Linked DNA regions of Homo sapiens: region 2 is linked to region 1. A link is a contact called in ENCODE Hi-C or POLR2A ChIA-PET data. All regions are on one chromosome and are shown on one strand. Each heading gives the region's core, a stretch centred on a gene start or an enhancer-like site at or near the end of the contact. The rest is flanking DNA. Distances are from core to core; before and after follow the strand shown.

What was found. A loop is a pair of places that touch in the nucleus more often than their neighbours do. ChIA-PET counts read pairs that join two places held with the same protein, here RNA polymerase II (POLR2A). Pooled maps may share reads with other maps.
Region 2: a loop to region 1 is called in a pooled map, with 3 times the contacts of the local background. The contact joins the promoter of SPINT1-AS1 here to the promoter of BAHD1 in region 1. A Hi-C loop is called at or near these places in 2 of 50 pooled maps. POLR2A ChIA-PET finds 5 or more read pairs at or near these places in 4 of 52 experiments (Caco-2, WTC11, activated naive CD4-positive, alpha-beta T cell and 1 more).

The regions. Positions count from the first base shown.
Region 1 is chr15:40,438,706-40,444,738 of GRCh38, forward strand. BAHD1 (bromo adjacent homology domain containing 1) reads left to right here and starts at 2,248. Exons shown (of 7, transcript NM_014952.5): 1 at 2,248-2,563. RefSeq lists enhancers at 954-1,491, 2,297-2,798, 2,799-3,298 and silencers at 1,954-2,623, 2,050-2,235, 2,684-2,743, 3,464-3,583, 3,604-3,673.
Region 2 is chr15:40,840,275-40,845,924 of GRCh38, forward strand. SPINT1-AS1 (SPINT1 antisense RNA 1) reads right to left here and starts at 4,250. Exons shown (of 2, transcript NR_146468.1): 1 at 3,905-4,250. It overlaps SPINT1 (serine peptidase inhibitor, Kunitz type 1), which reads left to right and starts at 3,774. Exons shown (of 11, transcript NM_003710.4): 1 at 3,774-3,912; 2 at 4,216-4,755. The coding sequence starts at 4,281. RefSeq lists silencers at 3,212-3,394, 3,556-3,785, 3,866-3,925, 4,216-4,455 and an enhancer at 3,347-3,918.

The sequences.
Region 1 (6,033 bases), core at 998-3,497:
CCAATCCTGCCACCTCGTCCTGCTGCCATTTCCTCGGCTGAACGTGGGCTTCCTGCCACTTAGGTCTCCTTCCCTGCCACCAGGTACATTCCTCTTCTGGCCCTCCCGGCCTCCATCCCTGCCCATTATCAGGCCTGAAGTGGCTGCCAAGGTCAGCGCCGCCTGGGCTGCAGACAGGAGCCCGGCCTCTCTTCTGTCTTGGCCTGTAGCATGGCTCTGCCCCCGTGGCCACCACTGCTGTACCCTCCACCACCAATCTCTGACGAGTGGGGGCCACCGTGGGGTTAATTTGCCTATGGGCCAGACTGGGACAGGGAGAGGGGGAATTCTGTGAGGTGGGGAGTAGGGCTGGCCTGGTGTGTGTTGGGGGGGCGCTGCCGGGAACCTCTGTCCTGTCCAGGAAGGGGAGAAATCTTTCAGCGTCCTACTTTTACAGCTTTGGGGTTTTGCTTTCCCCAAGGGTGGGAGGTGGGAGAAGTGGCAGTGGGAGAACCTGGACCTTCGAGACATTTCCGTGCCACAGTTTTAGCTTTTAGCTTCCATTCACACACTTTCCCTGCTGAGGGGGCCCCTCCTTTAAGTGTGTCCCCCCAAACAGCTAAGACAGTCTGGGCCCCCTGGACAGCTCTGGAGGCAGATGGGGAACTGCTTCTGGGGGAGGTTGTTTCCCAGCCATATTGGCTAGCAGCCCTGATTGTCTTAAAAGGCTGCCTGGGTGAGCGCTGGAGTCCCAAGGTCTAGGAAAGGCTGGGCGCTGTGTGTGGTGCAGGAGGAGCCCCTCCGAAGCCCCTGGGCCACACTCCAAGGCTGGGTTTTCCTTGCTTGCCTGGGCAGCCTCAGCACTCTGGGTGCCTCTCTCTGCCCAAGGCGTTCCTGGGGCCCAGCCCCTCCCTGGGCTGCTCCAGCGCTCTGGTGACTTGACACTACCCTTTCTGCCGCTGCTCCTTTTACCTCCTAAAGCTCCCCTCCCCCGCCTGAATTGGGAATGAGGCTTTGTTCAGGGGTGAACTCAGCATTTCTCGAGAACCTACTGTGTGCATATCCCGGGCTTAGTGAAGTCCTAGGCGGGCTCTGGCACCACCAGGTGCCCAAGACACAGCTCCTTCCCGCACCTAACAGGGACTTCCCATCTCTCTCTGTGCCCTTAGCCTGCTGTGCCCACCCACCCCACTGACCCCGCGAGCGTGCTCGGGCTTGGGAGGGCACGTCTGTGGGGGTGAGAGACGGAGCCACAGCATTTGGTGACTAGGGGGAAGCCAGGTAAGTGTCTACACTTGGTTCTCCCGTAGCTTGGGGACGCGAGGGAGGGAGTCCAGCCGCTCCTGTCAGGCTGCCCGCCCCTTTCTCCCTCCCCCGGAGAGCTCTGATGTTCCCCGCGGTGGTGGAAGAGGGTGTGTGGGTGTCAAGGACTCACAGACCAGGCTCTGCTGTCAGCTGGAAATGGATGAGGGCTCCACACTCTGCTTCTGAAGAGGGTGAATTAGGAGCTGGGGTTGGGGGCGGTAGGTGAAGGGCAGAAAGAGGAAAAAGAGATGCGGGTGAGGGGTTACCGAGCCAGGACCGACCTTGCTGGAAAGGAAAGGAGACGTGGCAGGCAGGGAAGTCGGAAAGATGAGGCAAGGGCGGGAGGGGCTTCTCAGCAGTCGGGGCCCTTTTGCAGGAGTCTGGGGCCCTTTCTGCAGGAAAGGGGGGTTGTTCTCGCTTGATTTTCGGCTGGTCTTCCTGAAGCTTTGCCCTGGGGGCAGCAGCCTCCGGCGAGGATGGGGTGTTCCTCGGCCCGCAGTTTTCTCCAGCGCGTGCTGGGGAGGATTTGGGGGAAAGGGGATGCGGAGGGGTGATGGCCAGGGCGGGGGGAGATAAGATTTTTCCGGGGGGGCTAGCAGCTGGGAGATTGGGGTCGAGTCACCGTGGGATACGGGCTCAGGTTCTGAAGACGAAGAGAAAAATCCAAGAAGCCGGCAAAGAAAATCACCCCTTGCCACCACCCTTGGCACGGCACCCCTCCCCCAAGGCCCCACCACTCCCCGCACCGCCTCCCCCGGCCGCCTCGTGCTGCCCCCTGCGTTGGGACGACCGACCCACGGTTCTGATTGGTCAGAGACCGGGAGGGGGAGCCGAGGGCCGGATTGGCTGGCGGAGCCAGCGCAGGGCGGGGCGGCTGATTGGCGGAGCTGGCCGAGGGGCGCGCTGCTGATTGGCTGGGGACGAGGAAGCAGGAAGGAGGGCGGCGGAGGCTCCGCTCTCGGGGAGTTTGTGGGGGAACCGCGAGCGGCGTAGCGGATCCCGGAGCCCGGCCCCCGCCGCCCGCCCGTCCGGCTGCCTGCCCCGCCCGTCCGGCCCCCGCCGTCCGCCCGCCCCGGCCAGGCGCGCCCGCCCCCCCCGACGGCCCCGCCCGGCCGCGGTCCCCGCTCCGCCCGCCCGGCCCCGGCCCCCAGGAGGAGGCGCTGACGCAGCAGCGTGGAGCCCGGGAATTGAGCGCCCCCGGGGGGTTCCAGCCGCCGGATTCCAGCCCGGCCGGGGCCTGCGGGCGCCCAGAGCCGCGCCGTCCGCGCCGCCCGTTCTGGTGAGTCAGGGGCCGGGGTCGAGGAGGGGGAAGGGGCGAGCTGGAGGGAGGGAGCGAGCGAGGTAGGCAGAAGAGCGAAGGGGGAGAGCACCGGCCGCCCGTCAGCGCGCCCCACCGAGCGCGCCGCGCCACCGCCCCCGCCAGCCCGGGAAGGGACGGACGGACGGACGACGCGAAGCAGGTGCGGCCGCCCGCCCGCTCGCGCCACCTCCCTCCCCTGGGTCCGGCACCACGGTCCCGCCATCGGGGAACGCGGCGCGCCTCGAGGTGACAGCCCCCGGGGGCCGCCCGCCTTGCAGGCCGGGGGCGGGGTGGGTGGCGGCCGCAGGGTGGCAGCTCGGCCGGGCGGCGGCGGCGCGGGCGTCCCGAGCTGCGGAGGGCGGGAGGACGCCGGTCTTTCCTCGCCGCGGCGGAGCCGGCTCGCCTCCGAGTGCGCGGGCGGCGAGGCCCCCGCCGCGCCCCCTCCCCCATCGCGGTCCCCGAGGCAAGGGGCCGCGGCCGGGGGCGGCGCCGCGGGATCGCCCGCTCAGGGTGGGGGGCGCCCTCCCGCGCTGGGAGCTGACCGGTTATTGCTGGATGGGGGGCAGGGGATGAGGGCCGCGCCGGGCCGGGGGCGGCAGGGGGGAGTAGTGTAGACCCGACTCGATCGGGCTGAGAGGAAGGGAGGCGCCGAAGACGGAAGGGGACCGGTTCGAAAAGCGAGTGTGGGCCGCGGGAGGCCCTGCGGGGACCTTGCGGGGCGGCGGCCGAGTCCGAGGTGTGGCGGGGGGAATCGAAGTTGTCAGACCGCCTCCAAGTGACAGCGGGACCCTGTGCTCGCGGCCCGGCCTGGTCTTGCCCTGCTCGCTCCGCCGCCTCTCTTCTGGGGCTGGGGGCCGGGTCAGGTCGGGCCCGAGGGGCTCGCTTGGCGGTGAAGCGCCGGACAAAGGCGGCGCCGGAGCGGGCGCAGGTGGTGGCGTCGGGGAGGGGAGCGGGTCCGAGGCACCCACTCCGAGGGGCGGGCGACGGGGCCGGACTCTGCCCCGGGGACTGCGGGGGCCGGGGCGCCCGCCGGGAGGAGCTGCGGCACTGGCTTGCCGCTCTAGCCGCTCGCTGTTGGCCTCGAGGCTCTGGGAAGTGGGGTCTACTTGCCGGGGGCCGAGGGGCCGGGGTGGGGGTGTATGCTCATGATGTGCCTTGGCTGGTGGCGACGGGGTTGCTACTCACCGAGGCGACAGACCCAGTGAGCCGCTGTAGAGCCTGTCAAGAATGAGGGGTTTTTCAACAAGCAGAGTCTGCCTACAGGCAGAAGTCTAACCCCACCTGGGACATCTCCTAGTCGCCCATTGTCGACAGTGTTAGAAGTGCAGAAGACTAGTTTGATTAGGACAAGAGACACCCCACCCCGTGGGCTCCCGCCAGCCCTCCGCAGCTGCCTCCAGCACTTTTCCTTAGCCACAAAGGTACCCACTTAGAAAAATGAGAAGCTGAGTTTATAAATCCAGGCAGGAATTTAATAATGAAATAAAAAGCTTTCCAGTCCTTTTACTTTGTGCCACCTGAGACTTTCCTCCCTACTCTCTTCACCTCGCTGTCTTCCACAAAAAAAAAGAAAAAGGGCCCAGAGGGACCACATGTCTTGGAGGGGCACCACTGTCCTTGGCCAGCTTGGAGGATGCTTAGGAACCACTGGCTTAAGCTGTGAGTGCCTCCATCTCCCCCGGTGACCAGCTGTGAGCTGGATGTTGTTTACCTGCTTGGAAAAACTCATTCAGAGCTCCCATGCCCTCCATGTGAACCCCACACCCAAAAGAAGAGTTGGGATCATAAGGACAGGGAAACTCAGGCTGTTTCAGAATGTGGATTTTGCTGAGAATCTGAGTTCGAGTCCCACCTCAGGTAGGGCTGGTTAGAAGCCGCTCTCAACTGTGGTTGGCTGTAATCCCACCTGGGAAAGCTGCTTGTCTGCCACTTCAGAGGGTAGCATGGGCATGGGAGTTTATTCATGGCCACCCCCCATGGACCTCCCTGGAATGATCTAGACCCCAGCCTGGATGGAGCTGAGGCTTGTGAGAAAGGTAGGTATTACCTCACTCAGGAGGCTAAAGTTTGTTCTGAGATAATTTAATTGCATGTCTAAAATCCAGAGAGTGATGATGAATCTCAAGGCCTTTGTGCCTTCTGTGAGGCTACACGGCATGTGATTTCTTTTGGTGGCAGTCAGAAGGGGATGACGTGGTCTGGCCACTGGAATATGAAGGGGAGTTGCCCAAATAGCATTTCCCTCTTTGGTAGGGCTCTTACCTGGCAGGAGACTCATGCCAGTCGGATCTGGTGTTAAGGAGGGTTTGCTCCGGAGAGTTTAGCCAGTGATTAGGTTCTTTTTGATATCTCCCTCTCTTTCTTCCTTTCTGTTGTCCTGCTGTCCCCGTGTCAGGCCTGTGTTGTTGTTATAGCCTCCCTTTCCCTCCTGCTTCCTTTGGCCCTTCTGATCCAGTCTGTATGCAGCTACCAGGTCATTCTTCCTAAAACACCCCTTCCCGGTGTCACTCCCTTTCTCACAGACTTGCAATGGCTCCCCGTTCCCTGCAGTCTGACCCTAGACAGTGTCCCCTCCAGCTCTTCCCTAGCCATACCATGCACATTTTTTCTTCCTGCATCTTCACTGCTGCCGCTCCCCTTCCTTTACTCCCACTTGAATCCCACTTGTCCTTAGTCTGGTTGTTGCTCAGACCACTCCAGGCCAACATAGTCATCCCCGCCTGAGCTCATGACTCTGGATTTTCTAACGTGGTATCCTCTTGAGTGGTTTTGTAGGTTGGAAATTTCTTAAGGACAGGAACAATATGAGTGTTAAACCTCTGTGTGTGTGTGTGTGTGTGTGAATATTCTGGTATTTCTTGTACAGTGCTGTGCACATCATTTTTGTTGAGTGAATAAATGTGGTTGGTTGCTGAGTTAGGCAGGAACAAGGGGGAGACCTTCCTTTCAGCTTCTCCAGAAATGCTCATATTGGAGTCCTTGGAGATTTCCAGCCCTTTCTGTCAAAGGCATATGGATAGGGCATGTTTGGGGTGCTGTAAATGGGAAATTTAACTGCTGTTTCTAATATTTCTGCTGGTGAAGAGTCCTATGGATTGCTTATGTGATACCATATAGACATTGGAAAAGGGCTGTAATCCTGTTTTCCTCCTACCTCACCGGACCACCATTCTTTCTACCCAGCTTTGCTGCTCTTATGCAGTTTTCCTTGTTGTTCATGCTAAATGAATCCATGTTTTATCTCTTCTCAAACCGGGTGCAAATGAGGGAGAAAACACAATTCTGAGCACAGAAAAGAAAAATACTCCTGGGTCTGGCCCATAGATGGGACTTTTGGGGCTGGTTTGGAAGAGGTGTTTATGGGGGCATCACCAACATAAGAGGCACAATCAGCCCCACATTGGACCCCTCATAAAGGAAAGCTACAATCCCTGCTCTCTCAGGCTTCT
Region 2 (5,650 bases), core at 3,000-5,499, 400 kb after region 1:
ACATGGCAGTGTGCAGGGTGGCCTGGAGTTCCATCAGGAAGCTGGCACAGAGCCTAGATTAAGGGCAGCAGTGGGAACAGACAAGAGATGGATGTGAGTGATTACCAAGGAAGACTGTCATCAAATATGGTATGTGGAGGTCATCACGGTGTGTCTCTCTCTTCATTATGGAAGCATCCCATGTTCACTGAAGGGATCTTGGAAAATATTTTTAAAACTAGAAAGAAGAAATGTTATCCTACAGTCTCACCATTCAAATACCATCACTTTCCCTACTTTGATGGCATACCTTATAGTCTTTCTTCTCTTCACATGTAGTTTTTCTTATTAGTATGTAAGAAGCAGCATAAGGTAGTATGGAAAGTATGGCTTTTAATGTCAAAAAGACTTCAGATACAATCCTGGCTCTGTCACTTTTTTAAAAGAATCATTTCGACTTTTATTTTGTTTACTTATTTTTGAGACAGGGTCTAGTTCTTTCACCCATGCTGGAGTGCAGTGGCATGATCATAGCTCACTGCCACCTTGACCTCCCTGGCTCAAGCAATCCCCCCACCTCAACCTCCTGAGTAGCTGGTACTACAGGCATGCGCCACTATGCCTGGCTAATTTTTTGTATTTTTTTTTATAGAGACGGGGTCTTGCCATGTTGCCCAGGCTGGTCTTGAACTCCTGGGCTCAAGCAATCCTCCTGCCTCAGCCTCCCATAGTGCTTGGATTACAGACATGAGCCATTGCACCTGGCCTCAACTTTTATTTTAGATTCAGTGGGTACACATGCAGGTTTGTTACATGGGTATAGGGTTTGGGGTACAGATGAGCCTGTCACCCAGGTAGTGAGCATATTACCTAAAAGGTTGTTTTTCAGCCCACGCTCCCCACGCTCCCCTCCCTCCTTCTCTCTTCTGGTAGTCCTCAGTGTCTATTGTTCCATCATTATGTCCATGTGTACTCAATGCTTAGCTCCCATTTATAAGTGAGAATATGTGGTATTTGGTTTTCTGTTCCTGCCTTAATTTGCTTAGGATAATGGCCTCCAGCTGCATTCGTATTGCTGGAAAGGACATGATTTTGTTAATTTTATGGCTGCATAGTATTCCATGGTACGTATGAAGTACATTATCTTTATGCAATCCATCATTGATGGGCATCTAGGTTGATTCCATGTCTTTGCTATTGTGAATAGTGCTGTGATGAACGTACAAGTGCATGTGTCTTTTTGGAAAAACAATATATTTTCCTTTGGGTATATACCCAGTAATAGGATTGCTGAGTTGAATGGTAGTTCTAAGTTTTTGAGAAATCTCCAAGCTGCTTTCCACAGTGGCTGAACTGATTTACATTCCCACCAACAATGTATAAGCGTTCCCTTTTCTCTGCATCCTCACCACCATGTGTTTTTGTTGTTGTTGTTGTTGTCGTTTCAAGTAACATTTATTGAGAACTCTTTGTGTCAAATGCTTTGTCTGCATTAACTCAATTAATCCTCATAAAAAACCTTATGAAGCCCCACTTCCCATTCAAGGAGACTAAGGCAGAGAGATCAAATAACTTGCACAAGGCCACACGAATAGTAAGTGGCAGATGCAAGAGCTAAATCCAGTAGTCTGAGTCTGAAGCTCACAAGTTCAACTTCTCTACAACCTGTCACCACTCTTCGTTCACTACCTGACCTTGATGGAGTCAGTGAACCTTTCTGCAAAGTGGAAGCAATTTTTAGAGTTGTCCTGAGCATTAGCAATCCTATGTCAAGTGCCTGGAGGGAACACAGTGGGCATCTCAACAAATGGTGGGTGCTCACCACTTGAAAGTGAGTTATGGGTTTAAGCAAGTTGAATCTGAGGTGAGGGCAGAACTTCCAGATGAAGTCAGAATTGCAAAGGCCATAAAGCCCAGGGTTTAAGCACTGAAGCCATGGAATTGGCCTGCCTGGGCTCCAATCCCTACTCTGCCGCTTCAATGCTGAATGACCTGACAAGTCAGTTTACCTGTCTGAGCCTGTTTGCTCATTTGTAAAATGGGGCTAAAAATACTACCTCCCTAGGTTTGTTTTGAGTATAGGGTAATATGTGGGCAGTGCTTAGGAACAGAGTTTGGGCATTGTCAGTGCTGAATTCATGTTGGTTTTTATAATGGTGTGTATAATGGATGTAATGATAAATTTATGGTGATGTAATATTACCATAAGGTAATATTTTCCTGTATTAAGATTCTTGAGGTCAGGCACAGTGGCTCACGCCTATAATCCTAGCACTTTGGGAGGCCGAGGTGGGTGGATCACCTGAGGTCAGGAGTTCAAGACCAGCCTGGCCAAAAAGGTGAAACCTCGTTTCTACTAAAAATACAAAAATTAGCTCGGCGTGGTGGTGCCCACCTGTAAGCCCAGCTACTTGGGAGGCTGAGGCAGAATTTCCTGAATCTGGAAGGCAGAGGTTGCAGTGAGCCGAGATCGTGCCATTGCACTCCAGCCTGGGTGACAGAGCAAGACTCCGTCTCAAAAAAAAAAAAAAAAAAATAAATAAATAAATAAATAAAGATTCTTGAATGTGTTAGCCATAAGGGGAAATCAAATCACAACAAAACCCTTTCTTCCCAGTGACTGCACAATCATTTTCTTCATTCCCAGCATACCACCATTGTTGTATATCCACCAGTGTGCCAGGGTCTGTGGATAAACCCTAAACATCCAGAGAAGGGGAGACAGGCCCCAGATTCCCACCCCAACACGCATCATGTGAGCAGCTGGAGGATGTTGCAGTTCAGCAAAATCCAAGGGTTGGCCACAGGATCTGCTAGGCAAAGCTGCTCTGGATGAGAAACTGGGAAGAATGTTCCCATTGGTTTGGGGGTTGTTAAGCCATCAGGAAAAGGTTTGGAATCTGTATTTTAAGAGAGCATGCTATGTGATTCCTTCCTCCAGCCCTGCCTTCATCTGTCTTTCACCTGTTCAGACCCTTGCCGTAGAGAATGGTCTCTTAAGAGTTTTTTACTCAGGAGGAGCAATGAGCTTGGCTTCAAGGAGTCCACTGTTTCGTGAAGGGCATTAACTCAGCTACTTGGTGAACTGGAACCTCCAGGCTTCCAAGGATGACATTTCCCTGGAAGAAAGTAGCCAGCAGCGTCCCCTTTGTGAAAGAGAGGAAGCCTGGGCTCCAGGGAAGGGGGCAACAGTCCAATGAGCCATAGCAGGGAATGGACCGAACTGTACATACAAGATGAGGAGGGGCCTCGAACAACAGGGAAGCCCCGTGGAGCACGCAGGGGAGCCTGGACGCGGGGAATCGCCTCCGTTTCTCACCCTGACAGCAGGGAGGGCTTCCCGGAGCTGACAGTGAGGCAGACATCCCGGATCCCTGTTATCACAGGTGCAGCCACGCAACTTTTGGGTTACCTTCCCGCCACGAAATGGAAATGATTTCCTGAGGGCCGGAAAGATCATTTGCATCGGGCCTCAGGTCTGGGGCTGGGAAAGCAGGCCCCGGCCGGAAAGGAAGACTGGAGGCCGCCGCCCCAGAGGCCGGACCCTCGCGTCCCGGCCGCATCCCCTCCCGGCTGGGTATGCGCTTCGGGCGCGGGGCTCCCTCGCGAGGCTGGACTGGGTGGAGCCCGAGAGCCCCTCCGGGGAGCTGGCTGCCGGGGAGGCACCGGGGCTGCGGGGCCGCGGGGCGGGCCGGGCCTGGAGCTCCGCGCTAGAGGCGGCCGCAGCGCACCGGGCGTGGGCGGGGCCGGCAGCGCAAGGGTGAATGTCGGCCCCGCCCCGACGGCGCTGACTCAGTTTCACCAGAAACCAGGGGGAGAAGGCGGCCGAGCCCCAGCTCTCCGAGCACCGGGTCGGAAGCCGCGACCCGAGCCGCGCAGGAAGCTGGGACCGGAACCTCGGCGGACCCGGCCCCACCCAACTCACCTGCGCAGGTAACCCGGGCCCCCGCGCGCAAGGCCGAGGCGCAGGCGGAGCGGGCTGGAGCATGTCCGGCCCTTTGTTCTGCGCTCGTGCGTGTGTCCGGGTACTTGAGCTCCCTAGCGGTCCGCCTGTCCGTCTGTCTGGCTGCCGGGTCCCTGGAGGGCGCGTGGGAGGGCCGGGCCCGTGCGCCCTCTTCGATCCTGGGGTGCTCCGGTCCCTCCTCCCCGCCACTTCCTCCCGGCCGGCCCGCCTCCTCCAAAGTCTCCCGGGCTGATCAGGTGTGTCTCCTCCTCTGTCCCCTCCCTTCTTCTCAGGTCACCAGCACCCTCGGAACCCAGAGGCCCGCGCTCTGAAGGTGACCCCCCTGGGGAGGAAGGCGATGGCCCCTGCGAGGACGATGGCCCGCGCCCGCCTCGCCCCGGCCGGCATCCCTGCCGTCGCCTTGTGGCTTCTGTGCACGCTCGGCCTCCAGGGCACCCAGGCCGGGCCACCGCCCGCGCCCCCTGGGCTGCCCGCGGGAGCCGACTGCCTGAACAGCTTTACCGCCGGGGTGCCTGGCTTCGTGCTGGACACCAACGCCTCGGTCAGCAACGGAGCTACCTTCCTGGAGTCCCCCACCGTGCGCCGGGGCTGGGACTGCGTGCGCGCCTGCTGCACCACCCAGAACTGCAACTTGGCGCTAGTGGAGCTGCAGCCCGACCGCGGGGAGGACGCCATCGCCGCCTGCTTCCTCATCAACTGCCTCTACGAGCAGAACTTCGTGTGCAAGTTCGCGCCCAGGGAGGGCTTCATCAACTACCTCACGAGGGAAGTGTACCGCTCCTACCGCCAGCTGCGGACCCAGGGCTTTGGAGGTGAGGAGGGTGCCAAGATGGATGGGTTTGGAGAGACTCAAAAAAGGGACTGGTTATGGGGTCCTAGGGGAGACGAACATCAGAGAGGAGTTAAGGAGAGTTCACTTTTTTTTTTCTTTTTCTTTCTTTTTTTTTGCGACGGAGTCTCGCTCTTGTCGCCCAGGCTGGAGTGCAATGGCGCAATCTCTGGTTGCTCACTGCAACCTCCGTCTTCCACGTTCAAGTGATTCTTCTGTCTCAGCCTCCGGAGTAGCTGGAACTACAGGCACCCGCTACCAGACCCGGCTAATTTTTTTTTTTTTTTTTTTTTTTTTTTTTTTGGTACAGACGGGGTTTCACTATGTTGGCCAGGCTGGTCTTGAACTTCTGAACTCAGGTGATCCACCCACCTTGGCCTCCCAAAGTGCTGGGATTATTTCTACCTGAAGCCCTCCTTAGAAGTAGGCAGTACAGCCGAATCAAGCCTGGTGATCAATGGGGTGACAGATGTCACAGCCAGATCGCCTTCACATCGGTAGTAGGCAGTACAAACAGTAAACAAATGAAAGGGGACATGAGTAGGGAGGGCAGGGCCCAGGCTCTGGCTCCTGAACTCAGGATGTTCAGAGGTGATGGGCTGGTGCTCACAGGGAGGCCTTTGGCTCTGGGCTGTGTGTACTGGAGGGGAGAGGAAGTCCCCAGGACTCCTGACCTCTGGCACTGATAGGCTGATTGAAGGAGTGAGCTGTCTGGATGGTCTGGTGACTAGAAAGGCACCTTGGCCAAGCACTGGTCTGGGCACACCGATGCCCTGTCAGGTGAGCCTGGCCATAGTCTCCTCCACTGGCTGGACTTGGGACTGCTTAGCATCTCTCTACCCCCTAGGAATGCATTGGCCTTTTGGTGGTCCAGGAAG